Linked DNA regions of Homo sapiens: region 2 is linked to region 1. The links are chromatin contacts, found by Hi-C or POLR2A ChIA-PET in ENCODE. All regions are on one chromosome and are shown on one strand. The core of a region is the stretch at or near the end of the contact, and the rest is flanking DNA. Distances in the headings are between cores, read along the strand shown. Region 1 overlaps TBL1XR1 (TBL1X/Y related 1). Region 2 overlaps TBL1XR1 (TBL1X/Y related 1).

What was found. Hi-C counts contacts between places; a loop is a spot of excess contacts on that map. ChIA-PET counts read pairs that join two places held with the same protein, here RNA polymerase II (POLR2A). Pooled maps may share reads with other maps.
Region 2: a loop to region 1 is called in a map of CD4-positive, alpha-beta T cell, with 4 times the contacts of the local background. The contact joins two enhancer-like sites. A Hi-C loop is called at or near these places in 3 of 168 maps with a recorded cell type or tissue (B cell, CD4-positive, alpha-beta T cell and mammary epithelial cell), 1 of 37 single-sample maps with no recorded cell type and 6 of 50 pooled maps. POLR2A ChIA-PET finds 5 or more read pairs at or near these places in 13 of 52 experiments (CD4-positive, alpha-beta memory T cell, GM12878, HEK293 and 9 more).

The regions. Positions count from the first base shown.
Region 1 is chr3:177,141,849-177,146,935 of GRCh38, forward strand. All of the region lies in intron 1 of TBL1XR1 (TBL1X/Y related 1), which reads right to left. Among named protein-coding and RNA genes, the nearest start is that of TBL1XR1, 53 kb to the right of the region's middle. RefSeq lists a silencer at 2,693-2,987. Within about 2 kb of position 3,728, at least 8 of the 41 ENCODE cell types and tissues checked have a DNase peak (open chromatin) inside an H3K27ac peak, as active enhancers do; they include B cell, CD4-positive, alpha-beta T cell and OCI-LY7, where a contact is called at or near this core.
Region 2 is chr3:177,106,848-177,112,321 of GRCh38, forward strand. The region is part of intron 1 of TBL1XR1 (TBL1X/Y related 1); the gene reads right to left. Among named protein-coding and RNA genes, the nearest start is that of TBL1XR1-AS1, 72 kb to the left of the region's middle. Within about 2 kb of position 3,069, at least 3 of the 41 ENCODE cell types and tissues checked have a DNase peak (open chromatin) inside an H3K27ac peak, as active enhancers do; they include B cell, CD4-positive, alpha-beta T cell and OCI-LY7, where a contact is called at or near this core.

The DNA.
Region 1 (5,087 bases), core at 2,478-4,977:
ACAGTGAAACATTAACCTTAAAAAGCAAGGAAATTCTGACACATGCTACAACATAGATGACTGTGAGGACGTTATGCTAAGTATATTAAGGTAGTTCATAAAAAGACAAACACTACATGATTCCACTTACATAAGGTACCTATAATACTCAAATTCATAAAGACAGAAAATAAGAATAGTGATTGCCAGTGGCTAGAGGCGAGAGGAATGAGAAGAAGTTGCTTAATGGGCACAGAGTTTCAGTTTTGCAGGATGAATACTGGAGACTGATTGTAGTGCAGGGTAGACAAGAGACAAAATTCAGGCTTAGCCCAGGAGGCTTCTTGGCTTCACCCAGGAAAGAATTCAGGGTGAACCAGTGGTGTTTGACAGCAATTTTAGTGGAAGCAGCAGCAGAAGTACTGCTCCTTGCAGAGCAGGGCTCCCCCATTAGCAGTATGACCAGAGGGCCAGCTCAGGAGCAGTTCTGTAGTCACATTTATACCTACTCTTAATTACACCTACTCTTAATTACACGCAAACTAAGGAACAGGTTCTGCAGAAATTTCTAGAAGTGGGGTAACGTCTAGGTTGTTGTCACGGAAAGGGACAGAAACTTTCAGGTGTTGCCATGGCAATGATAAACTAACATGACACTGGTGGGCATGTCTTTATGGAGAAGTGTTTTCATCTCTTCCCTGCTTCAGCTAGTCTTCACCTGGTGCAAAGTCCAAGCCCCAACTCTGGAGTCAAGTCCCGTCTCCTACCTCAGTAGGAATTTACTTAACACTATTGAACTATACATTTTTTAACAGTTAATATAGTAAATTTTTATGTCTATTTACGATTAAAATAAGTAAATTTAAGAAGCAAGTGAAATAAAAATTTAAAATAATAAATTTACAATAATAAATTAGTGGCATCAAGGGAAATACAGTCAATCCTCACCAATTCATGGATTTCACATTTATGAATTTGCCTGCTTGCACCAAAATTAATACTTGCAGCACTTTTGCAATCATATGTGGACATGCACAAAATGATGAAAAATTTGAGGTGCCCATTGTACACTTACCCACCTGAAGACAAAAAAAAGACAGCATTCTGCCTTGTTTCAGCCATCATATGGCAAACAAATGTCCTTTGGGTGGTCTATTTAGTGCCACGTTTTTGCATGTTTGTGCTTTCTGTTGGTCATTTCACTATTTAAAATAGCACTTGATCACTATGCTTAGGGCTATCTAGTATTGCTAAGTACAAAAAGGCTGCAGAGAAAATATGTGTGGGAAATAAGCTTTGTTCATATGAGTTTTAGTGCTGTTGACTCTAAATGCAATATTAATCAATCAACAATATATATTAGGAAGTTATCTTTAAACAGAAACACACAGTTACTATTGATCAGCTGACAAAAATGTTATGACCGAGGCCTACAGGAACCTAACCCTGCATATTCCCGTAGGAGCGATGCTCAGTATTTGCTAAGTCAGTGTTCAAGGCAACTATAAAGAACATAACTACAGTGAATGACAAAAATCAACTGTATCTACAAGTCAAAAAAAAAAGGGAAGGAATATTATAGGCAAAGATATTAATTTATGTCAACCACTTTAATGTGATTTTAAAACTTGTAAATGCTGTAAGTTTTTTACAGTACGTGAAGTGATGATGGGGCAGGGGGATATTTATTCCTAAATTTAAAATATTTATCAGCTAACCTTTGAAATTAAACTTTTTGTTATGTGTGAAAAGCACCTGGCTCAGTGCCTGTGCAAGTGAAAATTCAGTAAAATACTAGATTATATTTATCTCATTAAATTATTGTAACTACCATGTGAAGTAGGTAAATGAGCAAACTTTCAAGGTGATGGGAATCTGAGAATATTATCCAATTGTTTAGGTTTCAATTCAGTGAGGGTACAGCTAATTATATAAGATGGGTCTCTGATAGTTCATTCAGGCTCTAACAGAATTAAATTATCAACTGTGGTCATCTGCAATGAAGTGACTAAAGAAAACAACGCTTTGGGGAACAAGTGAGACTGGTAGAAATCTATGAAGGTCATGCCACAGATATACGAGGACAGTGGAGTGGGGATGACTGCTTCTAACAGTGTTGGAGTTAAGAAAGTGACATATTCAGGCCGGGCATGGTGGCTCATGCCTGTAATCCCAGCACTTTGGGAGGCAGGCGGATCACCTGAGGTAGGGAGTTTAAGACCAGCCTGACCAACATGGAGAAACCCCGTCTCTACTAAAAATACAAAATTAGCTGGGCATGGTGCTATATGCCTGTAATCCCAGCTACTCAGGAGGCTGGGGCACGAAAATCGCTTGAACCCCGGGAGGCGGAGGTTGGAGTGAGCTGAGATCACACCACTGCACTCCAGCCTGGGAAACAAGAGCAAAACTCCGTCTCAAAAAAAAACACAAAGTGACATATTCACAGCATAAATTTTTGACTCATGGCACTGACAAAGAAAGAGGCAGTTACTAAGTACAACATTAAAGAATCGTTCTCCATCTTAAGCCAAGGTTAGAAAACGTTTTTCTGTAAAGGGCCAGATAGTAATTCTTCCAAGGCCAAAGGTCTCTGTTGCAACTACTCAACTGTGTAGTTGTGAAGTGAAAGCAGCCATAACCTGGCCGGGCGCGGTGGCTCACGCCTGTAATCCCAGCACTTTGGGAGGCCAAGGCGGGTGGATCATGAGGTCAGGAGATCGAGACCATCCTGGCTAGCACAGTGAAACCCCATCTCTACTTTAGAAAAAAAAAAATTGGCTGGGTGTGGTAGCGGGTGCCTGTAGTTCCAGCTACTCAGAGGCTGAGGCAGGAGAATGGCGTGAACCCAGGAGGCGGAGCTTGCAGTGCGCCGAGATTGCACCACTGCACTCCAGCCTGGGCGACAGAGGGAGACTCCGTCCCAAAAAAAAAGAAAAAAAGAAAAAGAAAGCAGCCATAACCTACACATAAATTAATCAATGTGGCTGTATTTCAATAAAACTTTACACATGAAAATTTGAATTTCATGTAATTTTTAACTTGTCACAAAATAATATCATTCTTTTTTGATCTTCTTTATTCAATTATTTTAAATTATGGAAAACATTTTTAACTTGTGGATCACAAAAAAACAGGCTGGCCACATTTGGCCTGCAGACTGCAGTTTGCCAACCCCTGCTCTAAAGCTTTAAAACCAAAACTCAAATGCACAGGCTGATTTTGTTGACTGTTTAATTATAACTTCAAGTGGTACCAGGCAAGCTTAACGAACAGGAACCTAGTGGTTATCAAACTGGTTTGTCTGCAGGAACCTTGGAAAGTCCCTAAAACCGTAACATAAAGACATTCCACTATAATCCTATGTGATCTACACCAGAGGTATGAAAACTACAACCGGAGGCAAATCTGACCCACTGTGTTTTAGTAAATAAAGTTTTAATTGAACAGAAAAGCTCATTTATGTACTATTTATGGCTGCTTTAGCACTACAATGGCAGCACTGCATTGTTTTTTTCAGTGACTGTATATCTGGCTCCCTATAGAAAAAGTCTGCTAACTCCTAACCTGGGTAAACAAATATGTATGGAATACAGAGACCTGACAAGGGGGACATAAGCCACCAAGATAGAAAAATAACAGCCTCTCAAAGTTCGCAGACCCTCTAGAATAAAGGCAGTAAGGCAAGGTATCCTTTAGACAAAGCTCTATAATTACATCACAAGTACTGTGATTTCCCTCTTGGCTTTCCACAAAGATCAACAGCCCCTTACTAAGGTAACCATGTACTTGAAAAGTGAAACACCCAGACCTTTCTGGGACTATAAAAGCTAACTCTTAAATCTCTAAAAGACCCAGATAGCACCAATGTGGCACATTTGTCAGAAAGAGGAATGACAGTGGTCAAATAATAAAGTTTTGGTCAAAAGTCCATTTATCAGAGTAGATTAACCCTCCCAATTTATTGGTTATCTTCTCCAGGTGTTGAACATATAGTTGCAAAGGGCAGTCTTAGTTTTCCAACAGACAAAATTCCCATACTGATGCCATGACAGGTGGAGTTGCAGGGTAGTTTTTATCAGGAAGTCTGATGGAGATCCCAGGAGCTCTCCCTCCAAACAAAAGTAATTTGCATTCCTGAAAGAATTGTCAAAGAACTGAAAGATGCAAGGATTGCAATTCCTAGCAGGTACCTACTTAATACAACTGTCTGGCTAATACAGAAAACAAATATTTTTAGAGGATGACTGTGTTTTAATCTTAATGACTACAAGGAAGAGCTGGTATTCATATGTGATCTGCTTAGTTCAGTACCTGATATGCAGCTATCATTCTGGCAAAGGTTTCTCTATCTCTACAAACAGAATTTCAGAAGCAATTTGCTTTCATTTGGCTTGTACAGCAGTACATCTTCACTATACTGCCTCAGGTTAAGTCAGTTTTCTGGCTTTCATATGATATGCTTTGTTTGTTTTGAGATGGGAGTTTTGCTCTTGTTGCCCACGCTGGAGTGCAATGGCGTGATCTCGGCTCACTGCAACCTTTGCCTCCCGGGTTCAAGTGATTCTCCTGCCTCAGGCTCCCGAGTAGCTGGGACTACAGGCATCCGTCACCATGCCCAGGTAATTTTTTGTATTTTTAGTAGAGATGGGGGTTTCACCATGTTGGCCAGGCTGGTCTCGAACCCAGGAGGCGGAGGTTGTGGTAAGCCAAGATCACGCCACTGCACTCCAGCCTGGGCAGCTGAGCGAGACTCCATCTCAAAAAAAAAAAAAAAAAAGTTGTATTCACTACTACTTTTACCAAGATCATCAGAAAAATTCTAAATAACAGGAAGCTATCAAGCTCACAGTATCTAATAATTTTCCAAAACCCAAACTATCACGTGAAATCTCAGATTTTATCACTGGCAACAAATACCGTCCGTTGTTTTCCTTAAAGTAAAAGCTCACTTTGTTTGAGAAAATATCTCTAAAATGCTCATGTCAGAATCACCATAGTGAGTCACTGTTTCAAGCGAAAATTAAAGAAGGCTGGTTCTGCTCATAACTCAAATAATGCCCAAGAGTTTTCCCTCTGAAACCATCATACTTTTGCATTCACAAGTA
Region 2 (5,474 bases), core at 1,819-4,318, 36 kb before region 1:
GTGCTACTAAGGCTATTGAATCCAGGTACATTATGTCTTTTAGTGAATTAACACAACAGCATTACTACTAAAAAAAAAAATTATCATTTATAAAACTTTTTAATTACAACAGATTTGGAATATGCCCACAGTAGTCATCCTGACTAGCATAACCTCACAGTGATAATGAACACCTTCTAAATGAAGCAGTTCTTCAAACACTCTTCACAACTAAACAGCTTCAATTTTTACTTTGTAATAGAATGCAATAGGCCTCTTTAAAAAAAAAATTAAGAATATGTCAGCGGATAATTACTAAACTGAAAACTGTCATTCTGAAGTGCTTTGGACACACAAAAAATATACACACTTACATTAAACTAGATATTAGGTTCAGAATTCTGAAATGTTATGTTTCTATTTATCCACTACTGATGAACTCAAAGAGTCGCTCTTATGTGTCCTTACAGAAAACATTTCCTTACAGATTCACGTGAAAAAAAGTTTTCAAATTGGTTTCTTTAATTTCATATTTTGAAAGTTGGCATAATCTAGACAGTATCAGCAAATGCTTTTCCTTCAGTAAATTAAAACAAATATTTCATTTAACTACCACATTCCAATCAAAATAGCTGCCAGAAATACATTCATTTATGAAATCAAGGTTGTATGGGGGTTTTTTTAGTGGAATATTCTTAATTCTGGAGAATGCCAAGTTCTCATCCGGTGTTGGTTTGCCAAAATGCTTTCAATTTAACTTGTTCACCAAACTTAAAATGATACATTCGAACCAGCAAACACAAGCTGTGTTATCTGCCTGACCCATTCAAGGAGCCACTTCTGGTTCACACACACATAGATACACCATCCGGGGATCATGAAACGAAACTACCTTTCTTAAGATCTCATATATTATATATATTTCAATACAGAAAACTCCTCTCTGTGCCCAGCACCCAAGTTACGATAATAAAACACCAACTGAGATTATCTGAATACAACTACTCCATCTTACTTCTCAGTCATTGGCACGCAATGGTCTAAGGCAAACTATGGCCAGTTAGCAGATATTTTTTTATTTTGCAGGCCATTTGGTCTCTGTCACTACTACTCAACTCTGCTATTATACAGCAAAGTAGCCACAGACAATACATTAAAAAATGAATGGGCATTACTCTTTCTAATAAAACTTTATTCAAAAAAAAAAAAGATAACACACCAGATATGGTCCACAGGTCATAGTTTGTTGACTCTGAAGCAATTCCCAGAACCATCCAAATTTCTACAGATCCAGGATAAAGCAAAGAAGCTTTTAGGTTAAATGAGGTAAACATTTTTTTAAATCAAATAAATTAACAGACCAAGCAAAAACACTTACTATTTAAACACTGCCTACTAAAAATATATAACCATTCTATGAAAAGGAAATTTTCTAAGGAATTCAAACATAGTATCTTATGTGGCCCTATATATAATAATGAAGTTCATTAAGAAAATTATAAGTATTAAACTTCAACATTCCTCTGCCATCTTTAGAAACTTAAAAGACAGTGGGGGTAAGAATGGAAAGAATAAGGCTTTCTGTTCTGTTTAAAAACTCAGCTCTTTCACATCATATCCATACAACTGTAAGCAAGCCCTCAGTGTCTTCATCTATATAGTGTATTAGACAGCTTGATAACAAGTATGAACATAGTGTTTGGCTTATTGTAAAGAAAATAAACTAGGATTTATAATCCTATTGAATGCCTAAAGGCATTTTCGCACAGAAGTAATACTAATATCAGTTAATTATAACTGCATGTATAGTTTAAAAGGGAGCAAAAAGGTTAAAAATAGTATAGTATTAAAAGAACAAAAAGAATCAACTCCCTAAGCAAAAAAATTGTTTGAATTATGAATTTCCATGAGTTTAAAAAATACTAATGGTATTTTTATTAATGCAAACAACAAAGAAACAGACAATAAAGACACTGGGCTAGCTGAGACTGGTCCTGGAAATGCGTCCTCTTTGCCAGAGCAAATAGAAGGAAGGAAGAAACAGAAAACACTGGCCATAAGTTGTGGCAATACTAGCTAATGTTCACCAAGCAGCGATGAGAAGAAATGTTATGCCCATCTTAAAAATTAACAGAAAATGAGCTTGCATTTTAGCTTTTTGATGGGATAAGGATATCTGGATACCAAAAATCACTTCTATAATAGAGATGAAAATGTTATTGTCAAACATGTTTTCTTTTCACATTTTCTAACAATCCTAAATCATAATCTAATTCACAGATAAATATGGGGAAAAAACAAGTAAATTGTATATTTGTAATTAATTTTTAAAAACAAGTTAATATATAAACAAAATTACATTTAAAATTGTCAATTTCATACCTTTTCCCAATTTTTTAATTGAACATAAACTGAATATGAAAGCAACCAAACATTCAATCAGAAACAAAGAACCTGCACACTAAATGAACTCTCTCCATTAGAAATGCATTAGTTACTCAAGAAAATACAAACTATCAAGCAAGTCCCCTTTAAGAGAATAGGAAGAAATGTAATTTAAAGCCTATGTTTACCTCCAAGACTAAACAGAAGGTTGTTTTGTTTTTGTATTTTGGGATGATTGTAAGATTTGTCCTGCAGTAGACAACAGAACTATGGGAAGAAAGAAGAGGTGGGGAAAGAAAGGAAGAAGGAAGAAAAAACAAATTGTAATTAACCTTTCTACTAGAGATTGTTAACATTAAAAGTTAGCCCTTTACATCGAGTTACTATTAATTCACCCACTGGGGACAAAACTTACTAAAATACATCAGTAAATAAAACACAGATCCCTGCTCTCTCACAGTTTAAATTCCAGCAGAATTTTGATTAATAAGTAATGTTACAATCATAAATGCTATGAAAAAAGAAAAAGTCCAAGCAGGGTAAAGGGATTCAGAAGTTGGGGGGAAGAGAGGTGAAAGAGGAACCCCTGGGTTGCAATATTAAAGTAGGATGGTCAGAGCCAGAGTTGGTTTGTATTTCAATTGAGAGACAGCAAGATACTCAGGAAGCTTCCTGTATGCTCGATGTTCTGTGTACAGACAATGATGTATGAAGACGTGCCTTATATCTTGGTGTTGTCCGCTTACTACTGGAAGGCATACCTAGAACACTTCCTTATTCACAAAATACGTCATTTATGTTTTAGTTACTCTAATTTTTTCTCTGCAGTATCGATTTGTGCCTGATGCCTCCTATATATTGTGAAGCTACAACTCCTAGGAGACCTATCAGGCATTATAATTGACATGTTGTATATGCAGGCCATGATAAAAGCTATGAAATGCTAAAGAGAAGATGTGCCAAATCAAAGAAATTCTTAACTGTAACCCAGAGTCTATTCAGTCAAAATATTTTCAGACACACATTCTTACAAAATTAACATCAAAGAACTTCAAAGTTTTTCCAAGACACATGATACAGAAAAACAGAAAAATGTCACTAAAATAGAATGTCTAATGACTTAAGCCCTTCTACAGTTTAGGCAACAATTTGTAAATATCCAGCAAAGCTTACAATGTATCTAGGGCTATACACCCACCATTACGAATTTAAAATACCTGACTAGGGAAAAATAACAAAACACAAACCAGAACTTCTTTGCTTAAGAACACCTGGTCTTGGTTTTGTGGTTTTTTTTTCCCTACTGTGTTCACTATTCTTCAGCAGAAGACAAAGAGGAGGCAAAGGATAAATGTCTGTGAAAATGCATAAAGCTAGAACTATGAAGACACTAAGCTGAATTTTTTCAATACCTTCTATTGTAAATGCACAGGAATAAATGACAGTATGTCTGTGACTTATGCCTACTATTGTACCTAAAACACAATTCTAGATATGAATAAGAATTAAATGAGATGAGAGGAAGGAGTGGTCAGAACTTAATGAGAACGGGGGGGATATTTTGGGAAGCAGATAAGTGTGAGAACAAAAATCTTACCTCCTCTTCATGAGAGAAAAGAAGCCGGAAATTGTCTAAGGAATACTTCTTCTAGATAGGGTCCAGAAGAGGAAAATATCTTTCAAACAAAGAGGAAAAAAATGTGTTGTGTATGATTTTCACCCCCTTGATCTCACGTCAAGCAAATCAACAGTTGAAAGGAACTGCTCTAACAACTCAGACTCAACTAGACAAATTCACAAAACCTAAGTAGGCCACACCTGGCATGTGTTTACAGAGAAAGCTACAGGACAGGACAGGCTAGCAGGGCAGTATCACGCCAGGCACACAACAGGAGGACATGCAATCCAGGAGCTATTGTCTTTGCACCTCTCCCTACTATCATCACCATCACCATATCATTATTCAGGTAGGTATGCAAAGGGCAAAGAATCCACAAACGATACAAAAGTTACCCTGGGTTAGACACACCTGAGTTCCACTGAGAAACCACTATGATTGATTTTTTTTTTTTTTTTTTAAAGACAGAGCCTTTCTCTGTTGCCCAGACTGGAGTGCAGTGGCGCTATCTCGGCTCACTGCAACCTCTGCCTCCTGGGTTCAAGCGATTCACCTGCCTCAGCCTCCCGAGTAGCTGGGACTACAGGTGCATGCCACCATGCCAGGCTAATTTGGGTATTTTTAGTAGAGACAAAATAGCTGGGAGGATCGGTTGAGCCTGGGTTTCACCATGCTGGCCAGGCTGGTCTTGAACTCCTGACCTCAAGTTATTTGCCCATCTAGGCCACCCTAACTGCTGAGATTACAGGCTTCAGCCACTGCGCCAGGCCCACTATCATCTTATAAGCATCTCCTGGACATATCTTCCAGGGCACCCAATCCACGAAGGATATGCTGTTTTAAGAATGCATCACACCTTCCCAAACCAGGTGCAGTTCACGTGTCAGGAATCTCTTTGCCATACCCTATATGGTGGCTGTTAATATTGACATTTCACTTTAGATTTCAGATGAGTCAGAGCTAAACATTAAACCAAGGTCATTTATTCACAGAAAGAGAAACGGTTTAGGGAACCTTTTACAATGCACCTGGGTCCTCATCCCAACTCTGCCTGTAGGGTGCCAGTGGTCTTAGGCCTACAACTTAAGCCTCTTAAGACTCACCACCAACAAGCAATGACTGGGTTTATTGGATTGACTGCTAAGATCCTTTGAAGCCTTTTAAAAAATAAGAACTAGGCCCTGAAACGAAGAAGAAAATATCTCCTGCCTTCTAAGAAATAAGACAACAAAGATATAAAATCAAATATATATATATATATATATATATATATATATATTTTTTTTTTTTTTTTTTGTGAGGGGCTCTGACTCTGTTGCCGAGGCTGAAGTACAGTGGCACCACCTCGGCTCACTAAAACCTGCGTCTCCCGGGTTCAAGCAATTCTCCCACCTCAGCTTCCCAAGTAGCTGGGATTACAGGCGTCTGCCACTACGCTCAGCTAATTTTTGTATTTTTAGTAGAGGTGGGGTTTTGACACGTTGGCCAGGCT